2 separate regions of the Homo sapiens genome follow, and region 1 is linked to region 2. Evidence: chromatin loops called from intact Hi-C (ENCODE). Cell type or tissue: mammary epithelial cell. All regions are shown on one strand.

What was found. A loop is a pair of places that touch in the nucleus more often than their neighbours do. Peaks named below come from ENCODE experiments on the same cell type or tissue, not always from the same donor. Only the 100,000 strongest peaks of a DNase experiment are listed, where the experiment ranks them.
Region 1: it touches region 2 in a loop (9-fold over the local background); 4 of 110 quality-filtered maps call a loop at or near these places.

What each region holds. Positions count from the first base shown.
Region 1 is chr12:39,362,574-39,367,573 of GRCh38, forward strand. KIF21A (kinesin family member 21A) reads right to left here. Exons shown (of 38, transcript NM_001173464.2): 5 at 4,457-4,591; 6 at 3,777-3,944; 7 at 525-640. Among named protein-coding and RNA genes, the nearest start is that of KIF21A, 78 kb to the right of the region's middle. In mammary epithelial cell, a CTCF peak has its summit at 2,975 (motif pointing right); no DNase peak of the experiment used is centred here.
Region 2 is chr12:39,501,368-39,506,367 of GRCh38, forward strand. No RefSeq gene overlaps it. Among named protein-coding and RNA genes, the nearest start is that of KIF21A, 61 kb to the left of the region's middle. In mammary epithelial cell, a CTCF peak has its summit at 2,308; DNase peaks (open chromatin) are centred at 2,274 and 3,834; H3K27ac peaks cover 699 bases.

The DNA of each region.
Region 1 (5,000 bases), 140 kb before region 2:
GTTAATAACCAGCCAACACTCTGTATTTCATTCAGTGGACATTAAGATTTTTCCACGTATAAAAAAAAATTTGAATTTTTAGAAGACTTTGTAAAAAAAAAAGTACCAATAATATTTAAATTACTTTGTAATTACTTAGGAAAGAGTACTTTTTCAACAAAATTTTATTAGCTTTCTATTCTGTGCTAAGTACTTAAAACAGAAGCTACGATAAGAGAGAAAGTCCACATACTATTGACTTCATATACAAGCTAAGTGGCCTTGAATAAATTACTTAACCTCTCTAGATTCATTTCCCTTATCTAGAAAATAGAATAATAATACCTACACCTCAAGGGATGCTAGGATTATGTGAAATAACATACAAAATTATTCACACATTTGAGATCCTTAACAGTATAAGGATTAGTTCCTCATCCTATTAGTTTGCTTTGCAATAAAAGTAGTTCTTATAAATCATCTTACAAGCTTATTTAATAATGAATAATCAAAAGTCTGAGTAGAGGATAATCATCTATGCATACCTATTACCCCCGAGGGAATCCTGTAGTAGTCTTGTTAGCTTGGAATCTCTATAGGGGACATGTGTGGCCCTCTTGCTCTTGTCTCCCAAGGCACTTATTACATTGCCAAGTGCCAACTAAAAGAAAGAGAAAGAAAGACAGCAAAATGATACAAATTTACTAATTATAACAATTTTAAATAAAGAAAGTTTACAGAGAATAATATAGAGACATAATATAATTAAGAATATTTGTGTTTGGTTTTGTTTTACATTTGTAACCAATGTCACTGAAAATTTAGTACATATATATTAGTACTATATATAATACCGTATGTATATATTAGTACTATAGTACTAATAGTACTAATTCTTTGAAACAGAAATAAGATTGACAACTTTAGTTACCCCTAGAATTATCAGAGCATCAGGTTATGTCCCCAGAAAATTGTCCATTCATGTTACGCATTCTTCTCCTCAACTCAATGTAAAAATAAAATGTTTAGTTAGTTTAACAGTTTGATGCAAATTTTCGTTTTGCAATACAGTTCCCACGGGAAAAGAAAACCTTCTTTAATCACAACAAAAAAAATCAGTATTATTTCTCTGAACAAGGTATTCCTATGCAAGTATATCTATCCTTAGACATACAATAAGATGGGCTGGGTGCAGTGGCTCATTCCTATAATCCCAGCACTTTGGGAGGCCAAGGTGGGGGGATCACCTGAGGTGAGGAGTTTGAGACCAACCCGACCAACATGGGGAAACCCCATCTCTACTGAAAATACAAAAATCAGCTAAGCGTGGTGGTGTGTGCCTGTAGTCCCAGCTACTTGGGAGGTTGAGGCAGAAGAATAGCTTGAACCTGGGAGGTGGAGGTTGCAGTGAGCTGGGATTGCACCACTGCATTCCAGCCTGGGCAACAGAGTGAGACCCCGCCTCAAAATAAATAAATAAATACAATAATATATGTGTTAGCATCCAATTATTTAAAAACTAGTCAAATTACAGAACTCTGTAGTCACTCCTGCCACCCTGCTGTTTTTCCTACTGTCACTGAATTATCACCTACAAGATAAACATTATCCAAAATGTTGTTCACACTGGCCATCAGTAATGCAAACATCTATAACCATGACTTTGTTAGGAAAAATAGATCATGCAGGGAGTGGCAACAGGATCACACTTTTTCATCATTCCCCCTTTCCAGAGCAGCTACTGTCATAAGCAATGGTAATACTGAAACTCTACTAGATATGTCTCAACATGCTTCAAGAGCCTAAAGAGGAAAACAAAGCAATGGCTTTTGTCTTTTCCTGACAACATAAATGTAAATACCACCATGATTATATCTCCTAAGAAACTCAAAACAATGCAAGAAGTCCAGAATCCAGGCATGCCATTTTATACAACATTCACCCACATGTCGGACCATCAAGATGAGTATTGGAGTTGGAAGGTCTGGCTCTCTCTAATCAGGCTTGGTTGGTAATTTCCCCATAGACGGATCATAATCATATAGGAGTAAATATTGGGGGGTGATTAATGGGAGGAAAGCAGACACCACACACTCTATAACTGCCTTTGCAAAATTCATATCAGTGAGACAAGTATGACAGTGAGGGAAATCTGACCTAATCCACTCCATCTTGCCTTTAATCTCTAAATTGCCCTTGTTCATTCCTATGCTGAGCTAACTAAAGGAGGAATTTATAGTTTAAAGAATTTTGAAAAGATGATAACAACCTTTTCCTGAAACAAACCTCTTCTTCCCTGGGGACCAGCATGCCTTTGTAAAACTAACAAATTAGCCACAAGATTATTAGAAATTATGATTTAAGAGTCATGCAGCTAGAGACCACGAGATTCCCAGCCTCCCCAATTGCTCCTATGGATAAGATGACTATTGTAAAACCTAAGATTGATGTTTGGATATTTTTTTAGACCCTGCATTCTGATGCACCAGCTGACACCATGCAGACTGGTAATCTGGCTCAAGCAGTTCTGTAATCCCACCCTGGAACAGAAGACAGCAAGAAGAATCCACTTAGACCCCATATGATTTAACCTCCACTCCCCACTCCCTTAGCCCCCTCATTCACCAAATTATACTTTAAAAACTGCAGTCTCTGAATTTTTGGAGAGACTAATTTGAGTAATAAAACTCCAGTCTTCCATTTAGCTGGCTCTGTGTGCATTAAACTTTTTCTCTATTGCAATTCCCCTGTCTTGATAAATCAGCTCTATCTGGGCAGCAGGCAAAAAGAATCCCTTGGGTGGTTACAACTCTGATGCTATTGGTGTCGCAGAAATTTAGGGATGTCATTACATTTGTGCAGGTACAAATATCCAGTTTTGTAATGAAGATAATAAGAACAAATTTAAAACACAAAACTTTGCTCTAAAATATTTCCTTCCATGTAATGAAGCTTTATGCTAACTAAATCACAAGGAGTTTTCCAATCAAAATGCCACTAGGTGGCATGGTATTAAAGTTAATTCTTAATATAATCTAGAAAAATTATCATTTTGAAACAATCATTACTAAAAAAAATTACAATTTCCAAAGTCAATAAAGTGACTGTCATAAAATGTTATCAAAAGGCTACTTTGAAGGTCTTCACCCATGAAATAACTTAATATTAAATTTTGGGCCAAGCGCAGTGGCTCGCGCCTGTAATCCCAGCACTTTGGGAGGTTGAGGTGAGTGAATCGCATGAGCCCAGAAGTTTGAGACTAGCCTGGGCAATGTGGCAAAACCCCATCTCTACAAAAAATACAAAAATTATCTGGGTGTGGTGGCACTCGCCTGTGGTCCCAGCTTCTATGAAGTGGGAAGATCAATTGAGCCCGTGAGGTCAAGGCTGCAGTGAGCCATGATCGCACCACTGTACTCCAGGAGAGTGGGTGACAGAGTGAGACCCTGTTTTAAAAAAATAAAAGATAAAAATAAATAAATAAGTTGATTTTGACAGTATATTGTTAAATGTGGAAAGAATTTTTCAAATAATTTGTATATCTATAATTTTCTGCACATATAAATTTTAGTACGACTAAATTTATACACATGAAGAAAATCTGTAATATATAAAAACAGAAAAAAGCCTACAACATGAGGAGATTGGAGATTCAGTGCATTACTAATAACTGTTCTATAATTTTCATTTCTTGGTTCAGTATCTGAAGGATTTCCATATGGATATTATAAATTACAAAAGACAAAAGGACAATAGAAAAGCTCTGATATATTCTCAGCACAAAGCCTTAATCTTACAAGTCCACAGTTGATAGAAATGCCTTCTTTTGCCCTCTCGCCTGTAGCTCCAGTACGCTTCAGTCTTTCAGATCCTGCGAGATCAACAAAATGGAACTTTGCAGTCAGGGTTTCAAATTCATTCATCTGTGCTGATTCAGAAATAATTTTATTATCAGTTGCATTGTCCTGAAATTAAGAAAAATAATTGAAAATACTTTATTAATGTAACATTAAATATCCTCCTAACCTACCTTGCGCTTATCCCATGTACACATATAGGCACAACCAAAGAAACAGGCATAAAGCCAAATAAATTCAAAAATGTCTGCTGGCAATTAGAAATTTAAAGTCAGAAAAAGCCTGGATGGTCAGAACTCAACTATTATCAACTGAGGCTTTGCTTATGCTAATGAAGGGAAACCTACAGCATATAATCCTCAAAAGCAAAAGGTCTCAGGTGATGACATCCAACAACATATGGCCACAGCATGCTTTTTGGTTTTTCAGACATTTATACAATTTTTTATTTCAAAATCTTACATGGCTGACCAGCTTCAACTTAACTAGGATCAGAAAAGGAAATTAGAAAAAGGAATGACTAAATGAACTGAATTTGGCTCAAATATATTCTCAGAGAATTCATGTGGTTTTAGGGAGATAAAAATTGAAAGTTTAAGAAATTAGAATTAATAACTCACAGCATCTATTTGGGGACACACTCTGGTTTGACACACATGAATGGTAAAAATGGCATGTGAACGAGAGCTCTGAACATTCATCTGGGTACTGGCAGTTGTCCGGGATAAAGCACCCAACTTCAAACACTGCATCATCTGAAAAAGGGGAAGAAACAAGGACTTTACTTGAACAATAAACAAGATACTATACAATCCAAAGTCTGAGGTAATGGCTAAAACCCACCATGTTAAGGGATATAAAAGATGTGGAATTTCACATTATTAGTTCAGTTACAGGCACTTTTTGAGATGGACTTCTCAGTATAATAGTGTATTATTTTTTAAATAGAAGAAAACACTGAGATTCCATTGTTGGCCATTTGCTGACATTTGCAGCTTCCATTCCAAAACTGTTATAGTAGAACACTTTGGTACAAACTGAGCAATAACTTGAATTATTCAGACGCTTCTCTATATTCCGTTAAAATTATTTTTTGTAATTTTTCTCAACAATCTCCCTCTAGGAGCCATGATACAGTTCTACATAGGTTAAAGCAAAAAGTAC
Region 2 (5,000 bases):
CTACAGGATAGATAACTTAGATAACTATGTGATTTTTTTTTTTTTTTTGAGATGGAGTTTCACTCTTGTTGCCCAGTCTGGAGTGCAGTGGTGTGATCTCGGCTCACTGCAACCTCCACCTCCCGAGTTCAAGTGATTCTCCTGCCTCAGCCTCCGGAGTAGCTGGGACTACAGGTGTATCCCACCACGCCCAGCCAAGTTTTGTATTTTTAGTAGAGACGGGGTTTCACCATGTTGGCCAGCATGGTCTCGATCTCTTGACCTCGTGATCTGCCTGCCTCAGCCTCCCAAAGTGCTGGGATTACAGGCATGAGCCACCGGGCCTGGCCCCTATATGAATTTTTAAAAACCCAAAGTATATTCACCAGATTTTTAAAAAATCAGAATATTGTAAATGTAAGACTTGAAATCTTTTAAACAAGAAACCTTTTTTAATGTATATTTTTAAAATTTCTGATGCTATGGAAAGAACTGTTCAGCAGGATAGCAGAAGAAAAATAAATAAAAATGTTGGAAATAACAACTAATGATGTTATGAGATATACCAGTGTTTCTGATAAGCACATAAAGATTCAAATAACAGAAACTATGGATGAGCTTATTTTGCTTTAAATTGAAAAACAGTTATTTATTCTTTTAATGTATACTTAAGAGGGTGCATTTCAAATCAATAGTTAGGAACAAAAACTCGAACAGGATTTCTAGAACTTTTTTTTTTCTGCTACAGATACCTCTATATCTACTGCATGGTTGGCAGACATTAAGGCTTCAGAACCAGAACATACACCACACCCTTTTCATTCACTACTCCCTTCTCTCTCCACCCCTCCGCACCTCTCCCTTAAACTCACATCTCTATTTTCCAGCTTGTTCTGTGTGTTTTCCTCTGGTGTAATTACCATAAATAATTAGCAAGACAGGACCTGTGTGGTACAAGTGCCACACCTTGGTTGTGTTGTGAGCAACAGCTTGAAGTGATGGCAACCTAAACATTTGCACACTTCTCACCACAGTGTCCCATATTTAAGTATTTCATAACACGTAAATCCAACAGATGAAATATTGGAATACCTCTTCATGATTAATACCTGACCCAAACTATGAGTTGAAGTGTTGACTGGCTAATGTATTGACTCTGTATGCTTGGAATGGGTGTTCATGGCAGCTCAAAATGATTTATTCAAATTAAAACCAAAAAGCAACAAAAAAATTGTTCTGCCCTATGAAGAACTGAGCAGGGGGCCGGTGGGGGAACAAAAGCCTTTGTTTAGCTGTAAACCATAAAAGCAGAGGTATGGTACCTGCTCCTGCCAAGGCTAAAGTAAAGCAATTAGCATCATGACTTGAGGGGTCACAAGATCCCAAAAAAGCAACATTTTGGAACTTTCTTAAGCCAGATAGCAGTGTGAAAGGGGGAAAAAATCCACAGGGGTCCTCAGTAAACAATAAGGTATGCAGGGAAAGCTCCCTGATTTTCTTTGGTCTAGCCTGTCTTCACTGCCCCCAGGCCTTGAATAAGTATTAAAACCCTCCCCTCCTTGCATTCTATTGAGTACTCTCCGGGCCTTCCCAGCTACAAGACAGTTTTTCATTCCCTTTCTTACCAAAGAAAGTGTGAGGTTATTCAGCATGTTATAATGAGCTGCCAGTATTGGAGAGATACCAAACTCTGATTTCCAAGTCACTAATACCAGCCCCAAGCCCCACCACACACATACACACACATGCACACACACACACACACACACACACACACACGAGGCCAAGGTGGGCAAAAAGAAAAAATTATATCATTGGATGGAAATGTGTAAATCAGTCAGATCCCTAACTTAAATATGAAGAAATCAAGAGTCAGAAAGGGAACTCGTTTGTTCAAATTCACACTAGTTACTGGCAAACTAGAATAGGATCCAGATCTCATGAGTTCCAGTCAAGCATATTTTCCTTAATATTTATTTTAGTAAACTAATTTTGCTTACAGAATTTCATAACACCTTTTGAGATAGGTAGTGACACCTTGGTTATCACAAAACTAGGGGTAGAGCACAGCCAAAAAGAAGCACGAGTATTTAGTATAATTTTTTAACTTAATTTTATACTACGCCTCTTTACAAACTTTACCAATATCATTTCTTTCAATATCTGGGTTTTGGTGGCACAATCTGGAATATTTATGTCTTATCATAATTTTGCAATGTTATTTCAACTATTGCATTTTCCTTTGATTTGTCACTATTATTCTTTCCAGTATGACTAACCATTGCACTATGTGTTTTCAAAGAAGATGGTACAGCTCCTCTAGAGGAACAACTGAGTAACTTAAGGAGGGAGACTAACTGTTCACCTAAGATAGTTGAGTCTTAACTCATGGTGTTTTATGCAGTTCTCCTTCTTGGCCCAGGAAGATGCCTTCTAGAATAAACCCAATTGTGCCTAATCCATTTTGATAACCTTTCTTAAAAGATCTGGCTGGGCAAGGTGGCTCACATCTGTAATCCCAGCGCTTTGAGGGGCTGAGGCAGGAGAATTGTTCAGAGTTCAAGACAAGCCTGGGCAACATACATCTCTACAAAAAAACAAAAATAAAAAAATTAGCAGGGCATGGTGGTGTGCACCTGTATTCTCAGCTACTTGGGAGGCTGAGGCAAGAGGATTGCTTGAGTCCAGGAGGTTGAGGCTGCAGTGAACCATGATCGTGCTATTCCACTCCAGTCTGGGTGACAAAACAATGGGTGACCCTTTCAAAAAGAAAAAAATAAGAGATCTGTCATCTGCTTTATTTATAATTCTTTTGTGAAATATCAAACAAATCACTTCTCTCCTTTGGGTGCTCCGATGATGTAAATATCATGAAGTCAAGGCATAATTGTTCTTACTTGGTAGCACTTAACTTAATGGCATATCAATGACATGCCACTGAGTGCTAACTCTGTAAGTGCATGTGATAACTATATCCCAAATTGCAGTTCTAGGATACAATTCCAGGATCTCCAGTGTCCAGGGTACCCAACAGGCACCACAGCATGCTACTGTACTCAGCTCCAACCAATGCCCTGGCCAATCATGCTACTTCTTCTATCTCAACCTGAACTTTACACTGAGAAACATTCTATCATTTCCCCTGCCTTCTAAGTTTTGATCTAACTAAAAATATTGGATGCTCATCTTTCAGACAATGAGCTCCTTAAGGAAATTGACTATGAGATATTTAACTTTGACTTTCCAGTGACTGACAGCCTTATTATGGGGATTTAATAAATGTGAATCAATGTGAATGAATAAGTAAATAAATAAGAAATGAATGACTGTTTCAAATCTCTCCCATACAAAGATAATCCTACTGACACGATATCTTTATTATGCCCATTTTTCTCTTCTTTGATAATTCCTTGCCCTTTCCCTAACTGCAGCTCCCTTCATCTTTGCCTCAAAATAAACCATCCCTTTTCTGCTATGGTCCAAGATTATGGGGAATTGTAAGGCTTGTAGAAGATGCTGGTCTTCTAACACGTCATAATAATAAGGTACTGGTTGACATGCCCCAATAAATTATTAGATGTTTATTGGGAGGCAATGATCAGGTTGCAATTTGCAAGCAAAACTGACATAGTTCATTAAGAGATTAACTACGGCCAGAACATTGAGAGGGGGCACATCATTTCAAAGTTGCAGGGGCTAGAATGGAAATCAGTGAGGAAAGGAACTGGAAGAAGACTAAGAGGTATAATACTAGATGGTGTTAAAGTTGGTGTGAGCTTCTAAACACAACCACAGAGGCAGCTCATACCTTCCCAGCCCCAACCCCCTGTAATGAGCTCTGCATTGTTGACGGTTGCTCAGCGACCACACTCCTTTCCACATGCCTATCTCAGTTGCTTATTAAGGATTTGTGGTTTCTCATTTTTTTCTTTTACCTTTTAGAACTGCCTTTGAGATTCAGTTATTAATCACAATCCAAATGTCAACAAATATACTATTTGTTTTGAAAGCTGAGCACTACTCAAGATGGTCCAGTTGCTATAAAGAATTTTGTGTTATTGACCTCACAAACCCAAGGACAATATCCAAATCAGAGACTTTAAATGTATGGATCCTTCACCCCTAAGCACCTCTTCTAGGAATTTAACTCAAGGAAGTATTCAGAAACATGCTCACACTGATGGCTTATTATTTATAAAATTCAAAAACTGGGAACAATCTTAATTAACATTATACATCCATATGATAGACTGTTATCAGCTAAAAATTAAATTGTAATGGGATATTAGCATCATTATTATTAACATGTAAACATTTATTATATACTCTTTTAAAATGCAAGCTGTTTAAACTTTTTATTTTATATGTAAGTACATATATAACAAATAACTAGACAGATGAAAGCAAAATGCTGACAGTGGTTATTTTGGGTGGTAAGATTAGGGTGAACTTTGTTTTATAACTTTGTAGTTATTTGGTATTTTCTAGGTTTCTTATTAAAAATATATTATTTTTGTAACTGAAAACTTTAATAAAAAATAGAACAGGCAAAAGAGATAACTTATATGCTGGGAATTCAGAAATAGTGAAATTTTTTTCCTGCTTCTCCAAAACTACCTTTGGAATAAGCTTATTGGTATCTAAAATTTCACAGTTAGAGATATATTTCTTTTTTCTTTTCCTTTTTTTTTTTTTTTTTTTGAGATGGAGTCTGGCTCTGTCCTTTGTCACCCAGGCTGCAGTGCAGTGGCGCCATCTTGGCTCACTGCAACCTCCGCCTCATGGGTTCAAGCAATTCTCCCTGCCTCAGCCTCCCAAGTAGCTGAGATTACAGGTGCCCACCACCATACCTGGCTAATTTTTGTATTTTTAGTAGAGAGGTGATTTCACCAAGTTGTTCAGGCTGGTCTCGAACTCCTGACCTCAGGTGATCCATCTGCCTTGGCCTCCCAAAGTGTGGAATTACACGCGTGAACCACCATGTGGCTGAGATACATTTCTTTGTCCTTACTTTGCATCTT